Linked DNA regions of Homo sapiens: region 2 is linked to region 1. Evidence: chromatin loops called from intact Hi-C (ENCODE). Cell type or tissue: heart left ventricle. All regions are shown on one strand. Links, peaks and the distances in the headings refer to the core of each region. The heading gives the core; the rest is flanking DNA. Region 1 holds the start of LINC01971 (long intergenic non-protein coding RNA 1971). Region 2 overlaps FSCN2 (fascin actin-bundling protein 2, retinal).

What was found. Hi-C counts contacts between places; a loop is a spot of excess contacts. Peaks named below come from ENCODE experiments on the same cell type or tissue, not always from the same donor. Only the 100,000 strongest peaks of a DNase experiment are listed, where the experiment ranks them.
Region 2: a loop joins it to region 1, with 2.9 times the contacts of the local background. A loop is called at or near these places in 5 of 110 quality-filtered maps.

Annotation. Positions count from the first base shown.
Region 1 is chr17:81,477,350-81,482,708 of GRCh38, reverse strand. It overlaps LINC01971 (long intergenic non-protein coding RNA 1971), which reads left to right and starts at 1,243. Exons shown (of 2, transcript NR_184097.1): 1 at 1,243-1,527; 2 at 1,784-2,184. In heart left ventricle, for the core only: no CTCF peak of the experiment used is centred there; DNase peaks (open chromatin) are centred at 1,158, 1,531, 2,042 and 2,338; H3K4me3 peaks cover 978 bases.
Region 2 is chr17:81,535,288-81,540,646 of GRCh38, reverse strand. It overlaps FSCN2 (fascin actin-bundling protein 2, retinal), which reads right to left. Exons shown (of 5, transcript NM_012418.4): 3 at 4,380-4,501; 4 at 3,858-4,025; 5 at 3,517-3,772. The coding sequence ends at 3,567. It overlaps FAAP100 (FA core complex associated protein 100), which reads left to right. Exons shown (of 9, transcript NM_025161.6): 9 at 1-756. Among named protein-coding and RNA genes, the nearest start is that of FSCN2, 9.6 kb to the right of the region's middle. RefSeq lists an enhancer at 2,177-3,148. In heart left ventricle, for the core only: a CTCF peak has its summit at 2,880 (motif pointing right); no DNase peak of the experiment used is centred there; H3K27me3 peaks cover 2,594 bases.

The sequences.
Region 1 (5,359 bases), core at 101-5,100:
CCCCGCTCACCAGACCAGAGCAGCCACTTCAGCCCAGGGACTGCTCCGTGAATGGCACCAGTGGCGTTCTGAACAGTGATCTGATGCAAATATGTCCTTCTGAAGGATTTAATGTTTTTAGACTCCCAGGTCTGGGAGGATGACCTTGGAGATGAGGTCAAGCTACCATCCCAGGCTCAGGCCACTCACTGTCAGGGTCCCACCTTCTTCATCAACCTGGGCTCGGGGGGTTTTCCAGGTAATCAGTGCTGGGAGGGGGACTGAGGGCTCCCAGGGTCCTGATCCTGTCCCCTGCAGGGGAGAGGCCCCTCGCCTACAGATTGGGAGCCCTGCATCCACAGCTTCAGCGCGGTGGCCCGTCCTACTCCCAGGGATGTGTGTGGCCACAGCCACGCTGGGAGATGCTCTCAGGTGTTGTCTAAGGGAAGACGTGGGCCTGGAGGTCAGGAGACCCAGGCTGAACCCCTGACGCCCCTGCCCGGACCACAGCCCTCTCTCCCTGTGAAGGTCCCTGGTCCCTGGGGCCACCACTTTCCACCCCAGAGGGAGGCCCCTGCGATTGATTGGTTGGCTGAGTGACTGAAGCGGGGGACGGTTTAGGGGAGCATTTGCACAGCTGGCCAGGCTGTGACTGTGGGGGCCTCTGCCCACCCCCATCCAGCCCCACCTTGGACGAAGACGCCCCAGCCGTGATTAGGAGAAGGCTCACCCTGAAAACGGTCTCAGGTTAGAGTTACCAGGACATCTGCCTCTCCAGCTTGGGGGTCTCTCACGTGCCCCTCTCAGGCAAGATCGGGCCTATCATTGGCTTAGGTTTTAGGAAGGTCCCAAGCTCATTTGCCAAGGGCTGAGCTTCCCCATAACTCCCAGGACACAGGGAGAAGACAAGGGGAGGGAAACTGAGGGACGGAGATGAAAGCGCTCGTCCCAGCGAAGGACCCGCGCTTCAGGCGCTGGGCCCTGGCGGCAGTGAACAAGCTGGGGGTGGGGCGTCGGGCCGCGCCCCCGCCCTCCGGACCCCCAGCGCGGACCCCTGCTCCGGGGCGGGGGCGCTCACAGTCGCGCGAACCCGGAGGTGCGGAGAGAACAAAAGGGGTCCCGCCCCCTCCCCCGGGCCGGCCCGCCGCAGCCAATCGGCGCGGCCGCTATCGCCTCCGCTCTCTGATTGGCTGTGCGGCGGCCAATCGGGTGAGGGGGCCGCCAGCCCGTGCGGCCCCACGTGGGGCGGCGCGAGGGGCTGTTAGAGGACCGCAGCGGGCGGGGCGCGTGGTTCGATCGCGCGCTACGCGCCTCGGGGACGCGGTCCGCGCCACCCCCAGCCGTCCCTGCCGTCCCGAGGCCCCCAGCGAGCGGCGCCGTGGCTTCGGGCGCGCGGGGCTCGGGGCCATCGCCGGGTGCTGTGCGGTTCCCGGCTCGGAGGCGCTGGGCCGGCGTCGCGGCTGCCCCCTGCCCACGCGGGAGGGAAGCGAGCGGCGCTCAGGGACCAGGAGCGAAGGCCTTGCCACCTGGCGAGGCGGGGAGGCCAAGGTGGGCTGTGGAAGGAAGAGGCGGGCCTGCCGCTGGTGGTGGTGGGATCAATTCATTCATTCATTGAGTCCGTCATTGACACCTCCTACTCCAGGGCCCTCGGGACACAGACAGCGGTGGCCTCAGCGGAGGCTTGGGGGCTAGCCTCCCCCTAGTTTCCATTAGTCTCCCCTCCAAACTACTTCAAGTGGAACGTACAAGCATGTTTTTTGATATGGGCAATTGACACAGTCTTACATTTTTATGGCACCCTCAGACAGGGTATTTGAGGAGAATTGAATAAATGGAAAATACGTGAATTAAAGGAGAGCTGTGCAGTACCCAGGGCCAGCAACAAAGGGGAGCTGTTACCCCCTGAGACCTGGAGGGCAGCTGGAGCCACAGGAGAGGCCGTCTCCAGGAGCCCTGACCTTGGAGAGGGACACAGCGACCCGGCAGGGAGGAGCTGCTGCTGTACACTGACCTCACCCCTCCTGACCGCTTGGCTTGTCTACCGGCTACGCATTGGCTGAACTAGGTGGAGGCCAGGGAGCAACGAGGCCCCATGGATCCTGTACCTACAGTCAGCTTCCCGGGGCACAGAGCAGGGGCTGGCATGGGGCAATGGGAAGATGTCCAGCACCTGTTTTGAAGTGTGAATAAAAGCATCGTAGAAAATGTTGCTGTTTTGCTTTGTTTTGTGGATGTGTAGCCCATGCAGAGGCAGCCTAAGATGGGGCACGACCAGGCTGGGCCCCGCCTCTTGCAGATCCACTAGGAGCCACCCCAGAGCCAAGGGGACCTTCCTTGGAGGGTTTCCCATCCTGAAAGTGATGAGTCACAAAACGAGGCAGGACTGAGGACGAGGAATGCCCCGTGTCAGCGCACGTGCACGGTGTTGTTCAGGCCCTCTTCCTGGGGGTCCTCCTGGATGCTCCAATGCTTGCCCATCTTGGCAGCTGTCACAAGCCACTGCTGGGACTGTAATTCCCCAGGGCAGGGACTGATCCTGTTTGCTGTTGCCCCTTCATGGGGCCTGTATCTGGAAGGAGGATGAATCTGCCCGTGTGAGGCCTGAGATGGGGGCTTCCCTCTGAGGCAGGGGACATGTATTCACTCATCAAACCTTCTCAGGGGAGCCTTTGTCTGCCAGGTTGGGCTTAGCCCCAGGAGCCCAAGGAAGAAAGGATGTAGTTCAGACTTGGAGACATGTGTGACCCAACACTGCAGCCATGCACAAGTTCCTGATAAGGTGGCTCGGGCCCAGGTCCCCTGAGAGGCTCAGGAGGGGGAGGACTCTTGGATAATGAGGAGAGAGGGGGTGGCACTTGAGGTGGCTTTGAAGGGCAAGGAGGAGTAGGAGTGGTGGAGAAGCTGAAGAAAAGCAGGGGGCAAGGAGGTGCCACCATGGGGATCAGGGACGTGGCATCCGGGGGAGTGTGGCTGTGCACAGCTGGGCCTCTGCCGCAGGCATCAGGAGGCTGGGGCGAGGCACCCCTGTCCCTGGCTTCTCCGCCTGTGGTATGGCGATGATGATAGGGTTGTTGGGCAGGGTGAGGGGATGTAGGTGACGTGCAGCACACTGTCTTGGTAATTACAGGCTCGATAAATATACATGAGCTGTCATTATAAGCATTTGTTGCAGTTGAGGAGGTGGTGGTGGGCTTGGCTGGAGTGAGCTGCCTGTGGGGGGCTGTGAGGTTAGTGCGAGGATGGCCGTCTTTCAGGGACATGGAGGCTGCCTCTCGTTCCTGCAGCGCATGTGGCAGACATCACTAATCCATCAGCCACTCTCTCCCACGGAGCCCAGCGGTGGCCTCGGGCCCTCAGATCATTCTCCAGGCAGCCCCTGCTAATCAACCACAGCTGGCACACAGATGGCCCTGCCTGCCATCTCCAATTCCACCGACATCAAAAACTGGGATCCGGGCTGGGGGTGGTGGATCATGCCTGTAATCCCAACACTTTGGGAGGCCAAGGTGGGCGGACTGCTTGAGCCCAAGGAGGAAGAAGCTGCAGTAAGCCGTGACTGCGCCACTGCATTCCACCCTGGGGAATAGAGGGAGTCCGTCTCAAAAAATAAAATAAAAGGCCGGGCGCGGTGGCTCACGCCTGTAATCCCAGCACTTTGGGAGGCTGAGGCAGGTGGATCACGAGGTCAGGAGATCCAGACCATCCTGTCTAACACGGTGAAACCCCATCTCTATTAAAAATACAAAAGATTAGCCGGGCGTGGTGGCGGGTGCCTGTAGTCCCAGCTACTCGGGAGGCTGAGGCGGGAGAATGGCGTGAACCCGGAAGGCAGAGCTTGCAGTGAGCCGAGATCGTGCCACTGCACTCCAGCCTGGGCAACAGAGTGAGACTCTGTTTCCAAAAAAATAAAAAAATAAAAAAAAAGTGAAGTAGGTGCACCAATCTTTTTTTTTTTTGAGACAGAGTTTTGCTCTGTCGCCCAGGCTAGAGTGCAGTGGCACAATCTCGGCTCACTGCAAGCTCTGCCTCCCGGGTTCACCCTATTCTCCCGCCTCAGCCTCCCGAGTAGCTGGGACCACAGGCACCCGCCACCGCGCCCAGCTAATCTTTTTTTGTATTTTTAGTAGAGATGGGGTTTCACTGTGTTAGCCAGGATGGTCTGGATCTCCTGACCTCGTGATCTGCCTGCCTCGGCCTCCCAAAGTGCTGGGATTACAGGCGTGAGCCACCGCGCCTGGCCAGGTGCACCAATCTTAAGCTGCAGATCACTGGACTTTCACATTCGTGCACATCCGTGCAACCGCCAGCCCGGTCCAGAGAACTCCCAGCCCTTAGAGGCTCCCTCGTGCCCCCTCCCATGCAAGCCCAGGAGCGCTCTGCCACCCATCCCGGAGACTGCTCTGCCTGATCCTTAGTCCGCGCCAGCAGAGCTGTACAGCCGTCCTCTCCGAGGCTGGCGCCTTCACGCCACACAATGCTGCCCGTGCTCACTGCATTGCTGCGTCCTGCGTGTGTCTGTGGTTGTTCTCTTGCGTTGCTGTGTTGTAGTCCATTGTATGGATGTAACACTTTATCTACCAAGTCTCTTGTTGACAGACATTTAGATTATCTCCAAAGTCTGTGAATAGTGTTGCTACAAACATTCTAGTGTGTGTCTCCTTGTGCCCGACAGTGGGGGTTTCTGGTGGATGTTAGCAGACACTGCTAGCTCTGCAAGCCACTGTCCTGACCGCTGCTCCCACCCGCAGTGTGGGTGGGTTCTGATTGCCCCACATGGTGCCAGCACTGGGGACTGTCTGTCCTTTCCTATAGGCCAATCGGGGGGTGGGGGAGACACTCTACCTCTCCATCCTTCTGATGCCCCTGTGGATGGGAGACTTACTGGGGGGCCTGTGCCCCCACACAGCCACCAGCAAGCGCTGGGGCCGCTCCTGGAACACCAGCCTCAGTTCCTTCCTCATGTTTGAAACCCAAGTTCAGAAAATGAAACGTGGCTGGGTGTGGGTCACTGGAAGGCCCCGAGGCCTGCAGCCTCAATGCAAGGTCAGGAAGGGGGCAGAGAAGACAATGGGGTGGAAGAAAAGGGCTGGGAGGGGGACTCTGGGCATTGGGGGAGGGTAGAGAGAGGGACAGGAGTGGCTGGGGCCGGGGTAGCCGAGGAAGGGGTGGGGAGGGTGGTGGGTCACGGAGTCAGCACTCACCAGGACGAGGTTCACCTGCCCAGGGTTCACTGGGTACCTGCTTGAGCCCAGACCCCCAGCCGGGAGCTGAGGATATCATGTGAATACCAGGCAGGGGCCCTGCCCTCACATTAGTGACAGTCCTGGGGAGGCAGCAATCAAATAAACCCACAATAAATACATAATTACAGGCTGTGCTG
Region 2 (5,359 bases), core at 98-5,097, 58 kb before region 1:
CAAAGCAGATTCTGATTGGGAGCAACCGAGGCGGGCTCTGAACCTGGCCGGTCCAGCTTCGCGTCCTCTGCTGGTGTCTCTCCTTCTCTGACCGCGGCCGCAGCCCCTGCACTCGCCTTCCTCACTGCTGGGCAGCCTTCCCACCACCGCAGCAGCCCCTGAGGCCAGGAGGCAGTGCAGGGCATTCTGGACCCGGAGGGCCAGAGAAACAGGATTTCTGGGGTTTGGACTTGGGGTGAGTTTGTAACTGTTGCTGCCACACCACCAGGAGCACCGGCTGCCCCTCTGGGTGGCACTACCAGGTGCCCCACGGTACCCTTGTCACACTGTTCACACCTGCCCGGCTGCCCACTCTGGGACCCCGAGGTAGGAGGGTGCTCCCTGAGACCAAAGCACAAAACAGCATGCAGGGAGCTCCTGCAAGTGCCCGTGGTCTCGTGCCACACCAAGGAAGGGCCAGCGGGTGGCCTGTGGCCGGAATGCTCAACAACTAGGTGCCTCCAGCCGGGGCAGTACCCAGCACTGTGCACTATTTTCAGGGCCACTCAGGGTGGCGCTGTGGCCCGGGGGGGGGCCCTGAGCCCCAGCCCCCAGCCTCCTCCCTCAGCCTGGGCTACGGCCCACCTCCTGGTGCTGGTGTTTTCATCTGGGGAGGGTGCTCGCGCCGCTCCCGCTGCAGGCACTGTCCGCGATGAGTGCGGGTAGGAGCCGTGAGGTGCTTCTCTGCTGTGACAAACGACCCTGTCTGTCCGTGAACCTTCAGGCCTCGGCTGTTTTCTCTCACCCCTTCCCACCCTCTCTCACTGGGCTCCTTCCAGAGCCCTGGCGCTGCTTGGGAGCCCTCACCACCGGGGTGGCCTCTGAGGAAGACGCGTCCCTGTGACCCAGTTACCCCTGAGGAGGGCTCTGCTGCAAGGGGGTGTCTGGGAGGCCTGGGGCCCCTGCCTGGCTCTCCCCTGCGTTCCTCTCTGTGGAGTGGGAGGGGCCTGTGGGGTGCTCCTAGTCAGGGTTTGTCTCCCTCAGTGGTTGCCACATCTAAGGGAGCACGGCCGCCCTGATGACACTCCAAACCCGGCCTCTTCAGCGGGTGGAGACAGTCCAAACCCAGCATTTTCAGTGGGTGGTGACACTCCAAACCCAGCCTTTTCAATGGGGCCATGGCCCCGTGCTTGCTGGGAGAGCTGGGGCCAAGCGAGCCACCCACCGAGGCAGGCCTGCACCCCTTAACGGTCCCATCCCTGCTGTGCTCCAGGGCTGTCCTCTGCCACCCGTGGGCAGGAGCTTCTGGCTCTGACCTTTGTACAGCGCTTGTGCCCGTGTCTTGCTCTGAGCATCAGGGCTCGGAGAGTGAGGGGCTAGACCAGCCCGTGGGGACTCCCAAGAAGGCCCTAGATGAGCGGGCGGAGGACTGTGCAGGGTCTGTGTTCACACGCCTGGGGGAGGGGTGTGTGTCCAGGGCTGTGCCAGCCCCTCACTCGCCATCACAGGCCACAGGGATCCCAGAGCTGACAGATCTGGGTCGCCTGCAGGACTCATCTCCCCACCCTCAGCTGGATGCCAGCAGGTCTCAGGAGGCTGGGAGCCTGAGGGGCCTTCCACGGGGCTGCTGTCTGTGCAGAGCAGTGGCACCATCCAACCCTGTCAGCCTCAGCTGTGCAGGGGGTGTGGGGGCACCACTGTGGCTTGTGAAAGAGCAGACACAGGGATGAGCCGCACTGGTGTCCCCACACCCCCGGGCACACACTGGGGGTTTAGATAGCTTGCTGTCCTTGGCACTGCAGCCTCCTGAACTAAGGCGGTGCTGGCCACCAGGGCTGAGACGGCGTCCCCAGCTGTCCTGACCTCTGTTGGGGCATTCTCCAGGGCCACCCATGTGGAGGCATCAGTGCTGGTGTGTTTACAAATGTTCATGCCCACCTGCCAGCCTGAGATCCTGCTGTGGGGACGCCTAGTTCAAGACGCCATGTGGTCCCCCCGAAAAGAAAGCTGCGACGCAGACCCTGAGGGGCCAAGAGAGCAGGTCACGTGGAACAAAAAGGAGATCTACAGCGGCAGGAAAGGAGGGACCACAGTGGGCAGTCCCCAGCCCCGCTGTGCCGCCAGAGTGTACAGGGACTGGGCGAAATGTACCCAACTCACATGCACCTCCAAGGAACCTGCTCTCAACACTCGGCATTTGAGGAGGGCTTGGCCTCAGAGGCAGGTGGCAGGTCCACAATCAGCTTCTCGGGGAGCCTGCGGACCACGGTGTGGCCGGGCCCTGTCGCCCATCCTGGGCCTCCCTGCCCTCACCTCTTCAGTGCACACCTCCTGGGCTCTCAGCACCTGAGCTCTCACTACGTGAGGCCCTTCCCCGGTGGCAGGGGCGGCCTCTCGACCTTTCCAGCTTCCTCCACCTGCTCCAACTCCGATCCTGGCTTGACACCGTAGCCTTGCATGACCCTCAACCCAGCTCACACGTGGGGTGAGAGCAGCTGTTCTTCCCCCTCCTCCTAGGAGCATGTGCTAGACGCCACCTGGCAGCTGCTGGCAGCTGTCTCTGCATGGAGTAGCACCTGCCTCAGCAGCAGCAGTGGGCCCCCCGCTTCCAGGCCCAGCCATTATTCCGTTCCAAAGGGTTTCTTTGACCTCCCACCCCACCCTCCGCTTCCTAGCCTCTGCCTCCCGCCGTGCCCCAGGCTGTGGATGTGGACGGAAGTGGGGGTTCCCGCAGTGGCAGGCCAAGTTCACGTCAGGCAGGGCAGTGCAGGGAGACAGACCCTCTCCGAGGCTCTGCTGAGCGGGGAGCCTGGAGGTGCTGAGTGCCAGCCACTGCGGTTCCACCTGGTGCCCCCAGTCCCGCCCCAGCCACAGACTCCACCTCACCTTGGCTGCCACCAGGGGACACTGCAGGCTGCAGGGACAGCCCGAGCTCCAGGGTCACTGCCGTTCCCTGCCAACTTGGACCAGGTGGCACCTGGTCCTCCAAGGGTTAACTCGGACCCGCCTTGCCCACGTGGCTCGGGGAGTTCCAGCCTCTTACCATGGAAACCTGCCCTTCTTTGTCCCTAAGGCTGGTGGGCTTAGTGGAGGGGCATCCCAGCCAGTTCCTCCCCTTGCTGGCCGTGCTGGTCCCACCTCCCCAGGACTGGCTCTCCCCCACCCTCTGCCACTCGCCTGGCCTTGAGCAGTGCACAAGGAAGGACGAGCACCGCAGGGGCTGCCGGGGGCTAGGGAGGGTTGAGGACCTAGGTTGGGGAGGGGCGGTGTCCAGTGAGGTCATCTGTGGTCGGTGTTGGTGGCCTCAACCCGCGCAGGCTCAGTCCCCCACCCACCCCCAGTCCCCGTCCTCCCCATGTCCTTGAGACCTCCCCTCCAGCGGCCTGGGTCACCCGGCCCATCCACAAGACCACCTCCCAGACGGGAGTCCCTGGGCACTGGGAAGTTCTGGGCTCTCTCTGGTTTGGGGAGAATTGTGGGCCTCCTCCACCTCCAGCTGCAGGACCCCCAAGCGGCGCCCCGGGGCCCACCCACAGCTGCGGGAGAGACACGGTTTTAATGCGCGACAGGCTGGTCTGGGCGCGGCCTCAGTACTCCCAAAGCGCGGTCCCGGCCGGGGCGTCGGCATCGGCCCGCAGCAGGCCCGAGGCGCCGCCGCGCAGGTACTTGCCGCTCCGGGCGCGGATGGCCAGGCGGCCGCGCTCACGGAACTCGAAGACGAAGTCCTCGGCGCGTTCGCCGTCGCTGCACACGCTGCCGTGGCTGCCCGTGTACCAGAACCCTCCGTCGCGGCCTGGGGGACGGGACGGCGTCGGCGGGGGTGCCCACCTGCCCGCTGCCACCCCCGCTCCCGCGTGCCCACCCGCCCCGCCACGCACCTCGGATCCGGTAGGCGCCGTCGCTGAAGCTCAGGTGGAAGACGTCGTAGACGGAGCGGTTGGTGTCCAGCTGGTTGGAGCCGCGGTGGTGGCAGACGAAGCCGTCCAGGCCGCGCAGCACCAGGATGGGCCGGTTGATGAGCTTGAGGGTGAACTCTTCGTCCTTGCCTGGCGGGGAGAGCGTCTGCTGCGCTGCCCCTCCCGCCACCTTCCCTGTCCAGGCCGGGCGGGGTGGGGGCCCTGGGAAACGCCACACCTGGACTTAGGGACCCAGGCCTGCCATTGCCTCATGTGCGGCCTTGGCAAGGCGCCTAGGGGGTTCCCAGCAGCGGAGATAAGGACATTCAGACCTGTTTCCCTTGCCAAGACGAGTTATCTTGACTAGCAAGTATGACTCCATGACAGCACCCGTTCCGTGGGCTGGGGAGGGTCCAGCTCTTGGTGGAGATGGGGTGTCTGGGCAGGTCCTTTCCCTGGGTGGAGACAGCCCCTGCCCCAGTACCTGGCAGGCAGAGTGCTCACCGACAAAATCGCTGATAGCCGCCAGCTGCCCATTCTTCTTCATGCACACGTAGCGCCCGTTGCTGGCTTTGAGTGCTACCCGCCGGCCACGCCACTCCATCTCAAACATGGTGTTGGCAGAACTGGAGGGAGCAGCAAAAGGTCTCCTCAGGACAGCAGGAGATGGGGGTGCAGGGTCTCACTTCCCCATCCTCCTCAGGTTCCAAGGAGTGGGACAGAAGCCTGCCCTCCACTGACACACCCACCACCATCAGGCGCTACCCTGCCCCAGTGGGCTTTCCTTTCTGACTGAGCTGCTACGGCAATCCTCATGGCCGAGGCAGTGATGGTGGTGGGAGTGATGGTGCAGGTGATGGGAACGGTGGTGGGGATGGTGAAGATGGAGATGGGGATGGGGATGGAGAGGGGGATGGTGATGGAGATGGGGATGGGGATGGAGAGGGGGATGGTGATGGAGATGGGGATGGTGGAGATGGGGATGAGGATGGTGAGGGGGATGGGGATGAGGATGGTGAGGGGGATGGGGATGGGGATGTAAATGGAGATGGGGATGGTGATGGTGGGGATGGCAGAGATGGGGATGGAGATGGGGATGGTGGGGATGGAGATGGGGATGGTGGAGATGGTAATGGGGATGGTGGAGATGGGGATGGTGATGATGGTGATGGGCATGGTAGAGATAGAGATGGGGATGGTGATGGGGATGGTGGTGATGGAGATGGGGATGGTGATGATGGTGATGGAGATGGTGGAGATGGGGATGGTGGTGATGGGGATGGGGCTGGTGGTGGTGGGGGTGGTGGGGATGGAGATGGGGATGCGGATGGTGGGGATGGTGATGATGGGGATGGTGGTGATAGGGATGGTGATGATGGGGATGGGGATGGCGATGATGGTGATGGAGATGGTGGAGATGGGGATGGTGGTCATGGGGATGGGGCTGGTGGGGGTGGGGGTGGTGGGGATGGAGATGGGGATGC